Regions from separate parts of the Homo sapiens genome. Here region 1 is linked to region 2. Evidence: chromatin loops called from intact Hi-C (ENCODE). Cell type or tissue: mammary epithelial cell. All regions are shown on one strand.

Evidence for each region. Peaks named below come from ENCODE experiments on the same cell type or tissue, not always from the same donor. Only the 100,000 strongest peaks of a DNase experiment are listed, where the experiment ranks them.
Region 1: it touches region 2 in a loop (2.2-fold over the local background); 3 of 110 quality-filtered maps call a loop at or near these places.

What each region holds. Positions count from the first base shown.
Region 1 is chr15:100,647,824-100,655,823 of GRCh38, reverse strand. It overlaps ASB7 (ankyrin repeat and SOCS box containing 7), which reads right to left. Exons shown (of 6, transcript NM_198243.3): 6 at 4,123-7,501. The coding sequence ends at 7,362. Among named protein-coding and RNA genes, the nearest start is that of ASB7, 49 kb to the right of the region's middle. In mammary epithelial cell, a CTCF peak has its summit at 4,923 (motif pointing right); no DNase peak of the experiment used is centred here.
Region 2 is chr15:100,718,488-100,726,487 of GRCh38, reverse strand. The region is part of intron 1 of LOC105371024 (a long non-coding RNA gene); the gene reads right to left. Among named protein-coding and RNA genes, the nearest start is that of ASB7, 120 kb to the right of the region's middle. RefSeq lists an enhancer at 3,490-4,689. In mammary epithelial cell, no CTCF peak of the experiment used is centred here; DNase peaks (open chromatin) are centred at 1,137, 2,897, 4,517 and 5,227; H3K4me3 peaks cover 301 bases; H3K27ac peaks cover 6,312 bases.

The sequences.
Region 1 (8,000 bases), 71 kb after region 2:
CAGGCTTATGTGTTCAGTTATCCTGCCCACCTCATCAACAGTGGACAGGCAGAGCTGAGAGCGGCAGCATCCTTGCCTAGGAAGTAACTCTTACTGCCACACTCCTGAGGCCGGCGAAGGACACATGGAGTTCCTAAGGGAGTCCTAGAACCCAAGACGTTTCCTTTTAGTCAAGATTATCCGAAAGACGGCTAGGTGCGGTGGCTCACGCCTGTAATCCCAGCACTTTGCGGGGGCTGAGGCGGGCAGATCACCTTAGGTCAGGAGTTCGAGACCAGCCTGGCCAACATGGCTAAACCCTGTACCTACTAAAAATACAAAAAAATTAGCCGGGCATGGTGGTGTGCACCTGCAGTCCCAGCTACTTGGGAGGCTGAGGCATGGGAATCGCTCAAACCCGGGTGGCAGAGGTTGCAGTGAGTCGAGATCACACCACTGCACTCCAGCCTGGGTGACAGAGCGAGGCTCCGTCTCAATTAAAAAAAAAAAAAAGATTATACGAAAGGCATGGTGGAGGCTAAAGCTGAACTCTTGGGTCACATTTTATAGGAAATTACAGGCATTTTATAGATGTGTGGGCTTTAAATCCAGGAAGCATAACATGTGAAATCCTAAGCCTTGCCAACTTCTGCCAAAACGGGTCTCACTCTCTTATTTCTGTCTTCATTACGGGATGATTTCCATTCCGTGGAAAACAACTGATCCAGCAGGAGAGGAGTGACACCAATTCAGGGATGGTGAGGACCAGCTAGGAGCGTAAGAAGGCCTGGCTTTCCCACCTGCCCAAGGAAGGGTTTGGACAAGGATTCACTTGAAAATCTGTGGGAGTATCCACAGTGTGAAAGGCACCGTGCCAGGCAGGTACTAAAGAGGGCAGAAATGGTCAAACAAGGACCGAGTCGGCCAGGGCTTTCCTATGTAAGAATGATACCACCCATGACGTATATGAAACACTGGAGAAAAAGCAACATGGAGTAGAGATGGGGCGGGGGCTGCATGTCAGTCCCCATCCAGCTTCACGGAGAGTGCTGTCCAAGCACAGCTGGAGCCTGCACGGATACTCCAGCGAGCCGCAGGTGCCTGGGGGCAGCTCTGAGTCAGCCATCCAGAGTGTGGCTTGCCCTGCCTCCTTTGGGGGCTCGTAGCGCCATGGGGGCTCAGGGAGGGAGAATCCTGACTGATACAATTCCTGGCAACCAGAATCCAGTGGTCTCTGCTGAAGGTCTTAGTGCCCATACGAGACCAGTAGCTAGGTTCCACTGCCAGGTGACGCTGACAGCAGGGAGGCTGAAGGGAGGCGGCGGAGGGAAGAAGGAAGAGCCAAAGGCAACAGTGGCAGGAATTAGGAGGGACATACTTACCTGAGACTTAAAGCTATGAACGACCTGGCCCCCGTTTCCTTGGAGCCTTGAAGGAACAAAGTTAACACGCTAGGGACCAAATGCCACATGCCACTGAGGCCCTAGAAAATGGATTCTGCTGGCAAATACTGTTCAAGGGTCAGGCAAACAAGACCCAGTGTCTGTCTTCAAGGAACTCTCTGCCCAGTGGACTCATAGCAAATGACTTAAGAGCGCCAGTTAAACCAGGAAGAAATGTAATTTGTTCTCTGGCTCTACCCAAGATGGGAAATGGCTGTAGCCAACTAATGAGGCATTCTTCCAAAATGATAAGCTATATTTCTACCCAGGTAAGGCAGAGAAAATAAGCCATTTGGGAACTCTAAAATCAGCACACTAAAACAACCTCATGAGGCTGAGCCTACACCTTGTACACAGGCATGTACCTCACTAAAGGGTTAAGTGACCAGAATTAAGAGAGGGAAAATCTAGAAGCTCTCTAGAGAAATCTAAAATGGTCATGTACAGTAAGTCCATGCCCCACAAGTGTTCTTTTTTCTGGTAAAGAAAAAGAAAACTAAGAAGTGACCTGACCTAAAACTATCAGAGGAAGGAAAGCAACATTAACTCAAAACTGAGCAGCAAGAAAAATATGACTACATTTGCCAGATAAAATAGGAAATCTCTGCAGCTGGAGTACTTCTGTGTCAGTCTACTCATCACATAACCAAATGTCTCAACTTAAACTGAATGTCATTGTCCAAATTCAGCCATCTCTGTTCTCATTCATAAACTACCGTTTCACAGAAAAGTGAATCACTTCATTACTTCTTAATGCAACATAACATTACACTTTTAATTCAAAACAGTGCTCTAATAAACAGGAAACATAAAGGTTCCGAGTGAGATTTTCAAGATACTGGAATCAACATTTAAAATATATTTATAGGCCTGGTGTGGTGGCTCACGCCTGTAATGCCAACACTTTGGGAGGCTGAGGCGGATCACTTGAGGTCAGGAGTTCAAGACCAGCCTGGCCAACAGGGCGAAACCCCATCTCTACTAAAAATACAAAAACTAGCCAGGCGTAGTGGCGCACACCTATAATCCCAGCTACTTGGGAGGCTGAGGCAGAAGAATCACTTGAACCTGGGAGGCAGAGGTTGCAGTGAGCCAAGACTGTGCCACTGCACTCCAGCCTGTGCGACAGAGCGAGACTCTGTCTCAAAAATCAAATAAAATAAATTTATAATAACTACAAATGATGACGTTTTTAAAAGGCCACATCTGCAAAAGAAGAGAAATACTGTGCTTGAATGCGATCCTTTACTTCCAACAGTTGATGGGTCAGAATGAATCAACCCCTTGCCTTGCAGATACACAACTGAAAAGCAGCATGAGGTGCTCTAGGCATAGCTGGATGAATGGGACTTAAAGATCACATCTAATCATTTAGTGTAAGATACTCGCTCAGGACAGTGAGAGACCAAGCACTGGGGAAACAGGGCTAGTTCAGGGTTTTACTCCCACACTGATGATCTTTTATAGGCCATATGCAAATCACTCAGTCTTTTCAAATGTGATTCAGAATGCTGACTGTCACTCAGGAATCAGAGTTCTTCTGCAAGATAAGGAAATATCCATCAAATCAGCCATGGTCTTCAGGAAATACATTACAAAGCGTGGAACACTATTTGTCAGGGGTATACAAGAGAAGTCATGAGATCCAGTGGGCCATATGATGGCTGACCCTTTGTTTCATTTAACAGGTAATAACAAAATAACTAAAGACAGAATAAAGAAAAATTATCTTTGTAACTTAGTATCTTGAGTTCTATCATCAAAACTTGTAAAACTTCCCTGTTACTCCTTCAGTTAAGCACACACAGTTACATTAAGTTATATAAATACAGGCAGAGGATACAAATCCATTTTCTTTCATCTTAGATATCCAAATAAGTGAGATGTGGAACTATTTTTTTATCAAGTAGATAATGTTTTATCAATAGCTGTAAACCATTTTTGTAAACTGTCTTTCAGCTGAGAAAACAATACACTGCTTCTGTCATATTGGAAAAGGAATGATCTCAAGGTTTCCAAGCAACACAGCAATTTTTCAAAGCTGAACTCCCCTGCTGATCATTAGAAATAGTTTCAAATGTCCTATTCTTGGCCTTCATTTGTGCCAAACCCTGGACAAGGCTGCAACAAGATTATAGTTCCAAACCATCCCATCTCTGCACGGGGTGCTAAGCAGTCCCTCTTCCCTTTCTCTTAGTGCCACACCATCATCCACATTCACTTCGGGTCTCTCCTGAATCAAGCTGTGCTTATGTTTTATAGAGGAAATGTGAAATCAAAGTTGTTTTGCTTCATCTCCTGCAGGGTAACTCCGTCAGATGCATTGCTTTGACTGCATGCTGTCCTACGTTTAGAAGCGCTGTGGTCTAAACCCTGTCGTGAGTCAAGGTGTGGCACGCACGGGGCAGGTGGCGATTACGGCCCAAGAAGGCCCAGTGCTGGGTCGATACACTCAACACTGTGATCATCTTTTGTTGGTGGGTATTTGCAGAATGCATTGAACAAATTAAAGGAGGGTAAGAAATGGCTTATCTGGTGACAATGGAGAGTGGTATTGTTTTCCACATCATCATATTCTTAAACAACTCCCAGCGATCTAAAATGCTGATGAAGGAAGGATAGAGTTTTATTTATTTTCACCAAATAGCTGGACATATTAAAAACTTAAGGTAGACTGGAAATAAAATACAACTCCAACATGTTTTAAATCAGATTTGATTTTTTTAATTCAAATTGACCCAAAGCAAAACTTACATTAAAAAGGAAGAACAAAATACATTATGATATAACACACTAGGAGTTACATGAAAGCTAAATTTGTGGGCAAATGGCCTTATCCCAATCACATTCTGGGCTCATGAGCACTCCTGCAGGAAAGTTAGAATCTCAATTTCGTATGGTCCACGCCGGTCATTAAACTACACATTCTTGTCTCTTGGGGTGTGCATCTGACGAGTCATGCTAGAGTCCCTCATGCTCCAGATGTGTACTCTTGCTACTGCCAGAACGCTGGATTCTCTAGTGGAAATGCTGTTCCAAGCATGACTGACAATGAATTAAAAAATGAGACAGTCAAGTCCTCCAAACTAACAGGCATGGATTACTGTGTAGTAAATAGTTTAGAAATATGGGAATTAAATAATCTAAAAAACACTCTTACTCTGCTGTACATTTATAAACACAAATATTTACAAAAAAAAAAAAACACAAAACCTTGTTTTCGAAAGATGAGGTTTGCAGTTCATTAATGATCATAATCTTTTGTAAGCTGGTTTCTTTGGTGTATTTGCCAAATATATTTTTATAAAGGTTTAGTAATAGGCTTAAATAATAAATTTCAAAGGAAACATAAAAGAATCTGACAAATTTGAAAATATTCTGAACATTTTCTGTTCTGTTTCTGGAAAAAACAATCGGTTGATTTTTCTGAAAATATCTGTTCTCCCTATTCATTATGTGACCATGGAATGCTTCTCTGTGAATCCAATTCAAATGCAGACCTGCAGGTGTCACCACTATCATCTACCAGTAACCCACCTGGAGACATTTTAGTTATTGTGAAATGTGATTGGGATTTTATTAACAACAAAAATAAAACATTCTTTTTAAGCTTCCAGATAAATCAAACCTCAAACAATAAATAATGGAATTATACACTTCTTCATTAAATAGAAATTTCAAAATTCCAGGAAGAGCTCTCATAATTTTTTTTTTCTGAAGTCACAGCAGCAATACAGAACAAAGAATTTACCTTAATCTGATCTTTTTACGTGGAATTCCCTGACTCAAACTCAGTGGCTTAGTTTGGAAACCTCTGAATGGCTGGGGAGAGAAAATCTTTTGAAACTAAGTGAATAAATTAACACACACATACGTGGAAATCAGCCCTTGTGCAAGTGTAACATGAACATCACTGATGAGAGTGCAGAAACTCCAGGCACCCCTCTGCCTCCTCCTATCCCTGGGCCTGGGGTTGTAGGGAGAAGTCACACTCAATTCATTTCTAGCCACACCATGTCCCTAACAGTGCTAGTGTGAACTAGCCCTGACCTGGGTATTGGTTTAAAGAATGAGAATACAGCTTGGCAACTGTCTTCATAAGGGACTCTCTCTGGAGATAACTTTTTGGAACATTTTTATGGGGAAGAGGACAGACTACCCGTTCCTATCCATCAGGCTCCAGCTAGTTTGGGGATGGTTATAGAACTGGCCACACTCAGAGTGGCTGCCTGCGAAAGAGTCTATGCCAAAGAGTCTATGGGCCACACCAGCAATCTCCCGAATAATCCTCTTCTCTGAAGCTGCCCGTCTTCGGAAACCTGTGCAATGCTTAGGCACAAGCAGATCAGAGTCTAAGAGCAAACGCTGTGCTTGAGAAAACAGCACTGCTGGCTCTGAAAAAGGTGAAGCCAGAGAAAACTCCTAGTTCTGCTTAGTTACACTTCTGGGTGAAACAGTTTTACACTTCATGACTTAAATCTAGAAATTCAGACGAGAGAAGCCCTTCGTCTTGTAAACTTCTGATAACAAATTTATTAACAGTGTGTTAAATATTTTTTCCCAAAGCACTAAGAACGATACTGGGACATTTGAAAAGGTTCTTCTGAAGTTAATAACACAAATCAAGCCAGAATACGTTTCTGAGGGCATCCTCTTAGATGCCTAATGCCTCTGGGACCTTTTCCATTGTTACTGACACTTTATCATATCCGTGTTTACACGGCAAACATATGCCCAATCAACCCAGAAAATAATTGTCCTGAAGAGCCTCACTGTATATAACCTTAAAATGGGAAATGTTTAATTAGCATATTAGAAATTAGCCAGACTTATAAATGTGTACCCCTTAAAGATTTTACGCTTAAAAAGTTTTTTTTTTAAACTGGGAAGAAAAGAAACACCATGAAGCCACCCCAAATTATTGAACCATTAAAGCCAAATGATTTAACAATTTTTAAGGGAAGACTCGACCACCAGGGTACAAAATTTTCTGCTTAAAGTGAAGTCAAAGACATAGCTTCAGATGGAAATTGCAACTGACATACGATGGCTCTGCAGTGACAACTGAAGCGGCGGCTCCTGTCCTCACGGGCATGTCAAAGCTGGCTGTGAAATGACGACCAGCAAGTGAAATAATGGATAAAATACACCAGAAGGAGTATTGCACTGCAGGCACAGTTTTAAAAACAGAATACACTGGCTTCACAAAGTTATTTTCTTTCCCGTTAATTTTTTTAAAAGTACAACTCTAACTAGAGATAGAAATCGAGATGCAGTGTCTCAGGGTAGTGTACTACAGTTGTTAAAAAAAAAATAAGTTAAAAACAAGAGCACAGCAAAAGAAAAGCAGAGGTACTGGATTTATGTCATAAGCAGAGATACTGGATTTATGTCATCCGAAAGCTACATTAATTAGGAAAAAGAACAGTTTGAAACGGCCAGTTTGTACTCATTAAAAATGAATGAGGTGACAGCGTTACTTCAAACATTTCTTAGGGCATTTTCCAAAAGAACCCAGGGTCGCCCTGGGTGAAACTGTGCCTCCAAACGTTAACAAGTGCTCTGCTGGTTTAGAATACCGTGCTTACCAAGGAACCATAAATTTGGAAAGGGTAAATTCTCCACTCTAAACCTGCTTGTGTCATTTAAGAAAAGACAATTTTTCTAAATGCAGTATTGTATACAAAGCTTGGACCTCTTAAACTTGGACCAAGAAACCAAATTAAGACCTTCAAGCATGTGGTGTGTGTTTTTATATATATATAAAAAATCCCTCCCCTACAATGAAAACCAACCAAACAAACAGAAAACCCAAAAGTGTATACCTGCTTTCTGATTTCACAGCAAATCAGAAATTGCATAGGATATACTTTGTGCAAGGCAAAAAGCCTTTTAAGTATCTAGAATAGAACTCCTAATCTTGCTCACAGTTCTGGCATATCAGATATCATCAAATTTGTGTTTTAAGTAGTCTTTCATGACCTTGGCAATTGGTAGTTCATCAAGTAGCTTTAGGTTTTGAAGGCCTATACATTGTCGAATTTTAATTCGGCACAGGTCCTGCAAGTTTCTGGGCTGTCCTAAAAAGACAGAAAAAAGAAAATGTTACAAAGCCACAAAGCACAATATTTAAGGCACTTTTGAAAAGAACTGTTCATTTCCCTGGAAGTTCTCTCTATGGACTTGACATGCAAAGGACCGGAAAGATACCAACTCAAAGTGTCCTAGGACCTTCATGCGATGCCTTATTTGATCCTTTTCACAACCGTGGGATGGTGGATATTTTCAACTCCATTTTACCAATAAGAAAACTGAGTATCAGATGTAAACAAGTTGCTTAATATCAGACAACCAATTAAGGCTTTCAACTGAGACCAAAAACAGTTTTGATTCTAAGCCTCATATCCTTTCTGTTATAAATCAGGAAAATTCTGGTTCTCGTCCTGACTAGGTCTCTCTCACGCTGGGTGAGCCACTGTGAGCCAATCATTCCTCTGAGCCTTGGCTTCTCAATCTGAAAAGTGTGGGGACTGAAAGAGATGTCCCCTATTGTGAGCCTCCCTTTCAGCTCTGGGTCTA
Region 2 (8,000 bases):
GTCAGTGAGGGCTGGGAAACTGGAGCCCTGCTATCCCTAAGGCTCCTGTATTCCCTGTAAGGAAGTTCTGGCATCGCCTAGAGAGAGAGTATTCTCTCACTGCTCACCACCCACCCCCACCCCAACCCAGCCCCTGAAAACACCCATGGGGCCTGGTAAACCATGAATCTCTCCCAAGTGTATCACGAGCTGGGCCCCATCTGCAGCAGGCATCCCCGGAGGGTTACATGCGGGTCCTGGTGATGCGGTGGGGCTGGCTGGTGGTCCACGCCATGAGGAGTGACCACATAGACCACCCTGCCCTCTGCCTACTTCCCAAGCTTAGAGTCCGCAGGAGGCCTGGGAGGCCACAGTGCCCAAATGGAACCAGGTATAGGCTACTTCCCTCTGATTGCTTTCAAGAAATCTGTGACCTCTGATCCATTCTGGGCTGGCCTCATTTAGGAGGTCAAGTTTCATGTCCCTTTTAGGAACAACCATGAGTCCCAGGCTGCCTCTGGCCCCTCCTGGCTTCTCTTCCTTCTGCAAGCATCCCTTGACAGAAGCTGGTGGAAAGCAGCTTGTCTGTTCTTGTGGGGCAGCCTCCAGGCATGGCTGCTTCAGCAGGGGCTCCACTTGCCCCTGTTAGCAGCTCCCCACACCCCCGATCCCATTCCCCTTAACCCAAAACTTCAGGAGCTCTGGGTTTACTCAGTCCAAAGGGGTCAGCCCTGTGCCACTGGAGTGTCTCCAGCCCACCTGTGGCCTTGGCCTCTGTGGCTATGTCCCCAAGGTGCAACAGAAGAGGCCGAAACGTTCTACAGAGTTCACTGCATGGTACCACGCACTGCAGTGATGACCTTGAGGATCCAGGCCCAAGAACAGGTGGAGGGGCACCCAGGGCTCAGGTCCATGTGATTCACTCAGGCTCAGCCATTGTTGCAAAGTCCCTCCAGGCCAGCTTAGCTTCCCGCCTGTACCTTTGTAGTCATGCTACAGCGTGGAAATACATGTGAACATGGCATGGTCTTTGGTCAGTGAACACACTGCTCCGGGGTCTCCCTGTGCACACTGCTACACTCTGTTTCCCATCTCTTGTTCAGTTCAGAGCAGCTGCATGTCTGACTTCCAACAAAGGAATGTGGGGAAAATGACGGGAGCCACCTCCAAACCATCCATGAAAACCTCCCACACAAGACTCCATGACCTCTCTCCATCTGCCTGCTGAATAGGGAAGCCCCTGAGGACTAGAGAGGGCAGGGCACAGGACAGAAGCACCGCGGGTCCCTTCCCTGGGTTGCCACTGAATAAGAGCCACCTGGGAGAGCCTTCCAGCCCAGCCAGGATCCCCCATGTGGGACCACTGCATCAGTGAAAAGAAAATTCCAGTGCTTTAAGCCAGGGGTCAGCCAACTGCAGACTGCAGGCCAAATCCAGCCGCCTGCCTGTTTTTGTATGGACTTTTGTATGTGAGCTCAAAATGGGTTTTATGGGTTTTTTTGTTTGTTTGTTTTTGTTTGTTTTGTTTTTTTTGAGACAAAGTCTTGCTCTGTTGCCCAGGCTGGAGTGCAGAGGCCCGATCTCAGCTCACTGCAACCTCCACCTCCCAGGTTCAAGCGATTCTCCTGCCTCAGCCTCCCAAGTAGCTGGGATTTCAGGCCTGCGCCACCACGCTTGGATAATTTTTGTATTTTTAGTAGAGACGGGGTTTCATCATGTTCATCAGGCTGGTCTTGAATTCCTGACATCGTGATCCACCCGCCTCAGCCTCCCAAAGTGCTGGGATTACAGGCGTGAGCCACCGCGCCCGGCCAGGTTTTATGTTTTAAAAAAGGATTTAAAGAATAGGATTTTGTGACACAGGAAAATTATATGAAATTCAAATTTCAGTGCCCTTACATAAAGTTTGATTGGAGCACAGTCACGCCAGTTCATTTACATCCCATCTGTGGCTGCTTTCACAGGACAACAGCAGCGGTGAGAGTTGCAAGACCGTATGGCCTGCAAAGCCTAAAAGTATTTCCCCCCAGTCCATACAGAGAGTTTGCCAACCCCTGCTTTCTTCTGTCACTAGGATTTGAGGGTTGTTTGTTACAGAAGTGAGCTTATCCTGGCTAACACAATTAAGTGACATGATAAATATTTTTTTTTTTTTGAGATGGAGTCTCACTCTATTGCCCAGGCTGGAGTGCAGTGGCACTATCTCGGCTCACTGCAACCTCCGCCTCCCGAACTCAAGCGATTCTCCTGCCTCAGCCTCCTGAGTAGCTGGGATTACAGGTGCCTGCCACCACACCCAGCTAATTTTTGTATTTTTCGTAGAGATGAGGTTTCACCACATTGACCAGGCTGGTCTTAAACTCCTGACCTTAAGTGATCCACCTGCCTTGGCCTCCCAAAGTGCTGGGATTACAGGCATGAGCCACCATGCCCAGCCATGATGAAGATTTTTAAGACTTTGAGATGTAGGGCAAAATTGCCTTTTGGAGGATTATGTTAACTTATACACTCCCACCAAGACTTATGAGCAGGACAATTGCCCCACTCTTTTGCCAATCCTGGGCATGTGACATACCCTCACTAGAAAACAAGAATAATGATTCCACCTGCCTAGGGCTATGGGGGAGCCGAAATGAAATAGTCTGTGACATAGTAGGTGCCCAGTAAATATCACTATTGACCTTTGGGTGCTGAGAGGTCCTTCTCACAAGAGTGAGATCATAATACATGGATGTTTTTGATGCCTAAGTCTGGCCCCACAAGGAGGATCTTCTGATGCGTCAGGCGCATTGCTTTGAGAATGTCTGTGGATGGTACTCTCTCCTTCTGATGCCCATGTCATTAAGTGGCCCTGTGACGATATCAGAACTGCCTGTTCTTTTCTTTATTTCTTGGGTTTGCACAACTCATCCAGGCTGTTAGAAGTGGAATGCGATTAGATGAGGAAAAGAAAAAAAAAAGCCCTGAGCACTTCTGCCAAGGAGAATTATACAGGTACTAGATCAGCACTCTACTCTGATAGAATGAGGAAACCCAAAGGCAAATTGGCACAGCCCTTTAAAAAACAAAGAGCGCTGTGTCCCCTTTGAAAATTCCTGCTGGTGATATGGCCAAGAAGAATTCGGGAAGATGAGAGGCAGTGACCAGACCACCTGAATTCCAGCACACTCCCTGGTTAAGAACTAATGGAAGTAAGGAAACTATTTTTGGAAGCTGGTTAAATATAAAAAGCAGAGACATGGATGGAAATTATATCAGACGACATCCACCATGCTCTCAGGAAAGTAAAAAGGAGAAAGGGGAGAGGGTAGAGGCAGTGTGACATGCTGCAGCCAGCACCCATGGTCCACAGGGCCCAGCTGTTAAATATTTAAGAACTTCGTGAACCTGTTGTTTAACTGTTGGGAAATTAAAGTCAGCCATGGTGGAAGTATGTACACCACAGAAATTGGCAAAAGCCACAGATCAGGGCTTTGTGACTTTTTTCCCCAGAGTTCCAATTTACCAATACACCCCTGGGTAGAGGGAGAAGAGGGGAATGAAGGCAATGTTCCATCAGGAAAGGAGCCTCAACTCAGAGGAGGAGAAGCAGCAAAAAGGAAGAGCAATAACCTTAGTTTTTTTTTTCCCTTAGGGAAAATTTTCAGATATGGCCCAGACGGGTTAAGTGACTTGCCCAAAGTTACACAGCTAAGAAGTTTTAGAGCTAGAATTTGAACCCAAGTATTTCTGGTAATGATGATTTCTTTCAGTTTCTTTTTTCTTTCACTATCTCAACAACTGATTAATGAATTAATGAAAAGGAGTCACCTGTTTGAAAAAAGTGTCTTTAGGGTCAGCTGCCTGAAAAATTCTGAATTCATGGGTTAGAATCACATGTTTGCTTTTGGCTTGGTTACCAATGGCTTTGTTTTCACAAACCAAATACACTCTCAAAGGACCCAAATTTGCTATCTTTAAGGATTTTCTGTATGACTAATCCTGCATGTATAATCCTGGAAGCCAGTTCCAAAGATTGGTTTTGAGAATGCTTTGGTGTTATCTCCTGAGTAATGAGTAATCTCTCAAGAAGTCCAAGTGCAAAAAGAAACACTCGCTTAGAGGCCAAATTCCAGGTATAGTCACTGGATCAAGGGACAAGATGGCGAGTTTGAAGCGGGGGCCTACCATCTACTGGCTCTCTCACACTTCTTAAAGGACCCATTGGCTGGTGTCAGGGAGGTCGGGGAAGGAAGTTAAGGAGAGCTGGAAACATCCCAGGCTTCTGTTTGCATTTCTTTGGCAAGGGGTTGCCACTTGTGTGGACAAGTATTATTAGGATGACCTACCTTGATTTAGCTAGTCAGGATAAATAAAAAACCTTCTTGGTTTTCATAAATACTGTGGCATTTTACAGTCATGACTCAGTGCTTCATCTGCAATCAAGATTCAGACACCAATGACCAATGGTTGGAAGTGATGATTCATTCAAACAGCACATTGATTTTGCAATAGACCGTGGAACTCTGTCCACATAAAACTCATTGTATTTCCCTGTCAGAACTCAGAGTCGTCAAGGCAACCTAGTCCTGCATGCCAACTCGTTCTGGTCCGTGTTCACGTTTTGTGCTCACGGTCCTGTTCCTGTCGGTTTGAGGAGTGGAAAGTTCCCTGACATCAGCACTGCTAGCTCGTCCTCTTCAGGGGCTGATACTGCAGCTGGCTGACTCTTGACAGCAGGTGGTTCTCCCCATTTGGGCAGGGCTTATGTTCTGCAAGGTTTATTAGGGCCAATTAGCTCCTCAGAAGGGTATTGCAAAAATAAAGTAAATTCAGGAGCTACCTCCCTTCAAATGGACACTGCTCTACCAACAAGCTATGGCACATCGAGGGCAGCGGCGTTAAATTCTCAGCCTTCAAGACACAGCCTGCAGCCCGCCCTCCTTTCCCCAGCAGCTCCTGGGAGCATCCCGGCCACGTGGACATGGCAGGCTGGGAAGACCCAACGATGGGGCACTATGCCATGTGTAAAGGGGATAACTAGCTTGGAATTACCCACTTACCGTATCCAATCTAACTTGGATAACTGTGAGAAATCGTATTCAACAATACTATTTACATATTGAAACTGTCTCAATAATTTGTAGATACTCATCTTTTCTGGAATGTTCATGAGTAATTTGTCTCAGTATCTCTATGTAACTGAGACAGAAAGCTTGGCTCTACCCATGAAAGAATTAGTCACTTACATAAATAAGGATACAAACGGCTTGAGGAAATAGATTCTGTGAGACTCAAAACAGGATTACCAAGAACTGAAATGTACACCGGTGAGGCACATCACGCCACACACACACACACACACACACACACACACACACAAGACCCATCTGCCCACCGCCCTGCTGGCACCAGCATAGCAACAATGAACAATGGTGTGGAATGCGTACAGCATGACAGCACTGACATTTCCTCTTCCCAGTTAACCAGCGTGGCACTGCTGCGGTTCATTCACTGGCAGCTCATTCATTTGTTCCTTAATGTGACCTGACTCCCCATTCATTCCCTCCCCACCCCAAACCCGTCACCAGGCTCTCTGGAACTCTCCTATCTCCTCCACCTCTTCTCTAAATCTTCCTTGTGCGGGAACCTGGCTGCCCCCTCCCCTGAGGGCCCCACTTCCCCTGCAGCCTCTCAAGGAGGGGAAGGGTTGCTGGTGTAAGAAAGTTGGGGGTGGGTTGGAAGCTGGGAGTGTCCCACGGCTGCTTCTACACCTCTCTATTCCTCCTGGCCACTGGCTTCCTCTCCCCGCTGCTGTGGTCCATCAACCTTCATTTCGGGGCAGACTTGAGCTGCTCATTGGCTTCGTCTCTTGTCACCACATGGCAGACTGTCTCTCTCAATGGCGAGCCAGGTCCTGACCTCCCCAGCGCCTGAGCTGTCCTCCTCCTCCCCGCCCCCAACACTCCCATGGTCTCACCCTGCTGTTGCCAGTAGCTTCCCCACATCCAAGGTCTCCATCTCCAGTATCCCCTCTGTGGCTGCCACACAGGGTCCTCCCAGCTCACCCACTCAATGTCCCCATGGCTGCAATCCACTTTCTCCCCAGTCCTCCCATCCCCACCCTCAGCACCTTCTCCCTCCCTTTCTTTACACCCTCCTCCATCATCGTAACCCTTACCTCCCTCCCCACCCTGGCACTGTGAGTACTACACCCCCATGACTGACCTCCCCACCCTGGCACTGTGAGTACTATACCCCCATGACTGACCTGCCCACCCTGGCACTGTGAGTACTACACCCCCATGACTGACCTGCCCACCCTGGCACTGTGAGTACTATACCCCCATGACTGACCTGCCCACCCTGGCACTGTGAGTACTACACCCCCATGACTGACCTGCCCACCCTGGCACTGTGAGTACTATACCCCCATGACTGACCTGCCCACCCTGGCACTGTGAGTACTACACCCCCATGACTGACCTGCCCACCCTGGCACTGTGAGTACTATACCCCCATGACTGACCTGCCCACCCTGGCACTGTGAGTACTATACCCCCATGACTGACCTGCCCACCCTGGCACTGTGAGTACTATACCCCCATGACTGACCTGCCCACCCTGGCACTGTGAGTACTACACCCCCATGACTGACCTGCCCACCCTGGCACTGTGAGTACTACACCCCCATGACTGACCTGCCCACCCTGGCACTGTGAGTACTATACCCCCATGACTGACCTGCCCACCCTGGCACTGTGAGTACTATACCCCCATGACTGACCTGCCCACCCTGGCACTGTGAGTACTATACCCCCATGACTGACCTGCCCACCCTGGCACTGTGAGTACTATACCCCCATGACTGACCTGCCCACCCTGGCACTGTGAGTACTATACCCCCATGACTGACCTGCCCACCCTGGCACTGTGAGTACTATACCCCCATGACTGACCTGCCCACCCTGGCACTGTGATTACTACACCCCCATGACTGACCTGCCCACCCTGGCACTGTGAGTACTACACCCCCATGACTGACCTGCCCACCCTGGCACTGTGAGTACTACACCCCCATGACTGACCTGCCCACCCTGGCACTGTGAGTACTATACCCCCATGACTGACCTGCCCACCCTGGCACTGTGAGTACTACACCCCCATGACTGACCTGCCCACCCTGGCACTGTGAGTACTACACCCCCATGACTGACCTGCCCACCCTGGCACTGTGAGTACTATACCCCCATGACTGACCTGCCCACCCTGGCACTGTGAGTACTACACCCCCATGACTGACCTGCCCACCCTGGCACTGTGAGTACTACACCCCCATGACTGACCTGCCCACCCTGGCACTGTGAGTACTATACCCCCATGACTGACCTGCCCACCCTGGCACTGTGAGTACTATACCCCCATGACTGACCTGCCCACCCTGGCACTGTGAGTACTATACCCCCATGACTGACCCTAATCTTGAATGGACGCAGCCATTTGCCTTCTCCACATAGCTGTTGTTGCCAGAGAAAATCTCCCAACCAGGACGACTGGTTCTGCCTCCATCCATTAGAACATGACTCAGGGGCACTCAGCATTGCTCAGGGTCCCGAATCCCTTCCTTGGAGTTGACTTTTCTGCTCTCTGAGGCCATCTCATGCTGTCTCCTCCCCTGGTCCACCCACAGGGCTGCCCTCACCTCCTGGTTCCTGCGTGAAACACTAGAAGTGAAGGGACCTCCCTTCACTTCCTGCATCCCATGGAAGCACGTCTGAGTCCTGGGAACTGTGACCTGCTCTCCTACCCCAGCCCTCATCTCGTGGCATCCTGCGCCTGCCCCTCTGGCCCTTCCCCTCTCTCACCATAGCCTTCAGCCTGTACACTGGATCATCCTTGGACATGCAGATTCCAGCACCTTCTACCTGAAAAAACCACACCCTCCGCCCCATTTCTTCATCTCATTCTCTGCCCTCCTTCACGACAGAGGGTCTCCAAAATGGCTGTCTACACGCTGCCTCCATTTCCCCACCTCCACGATC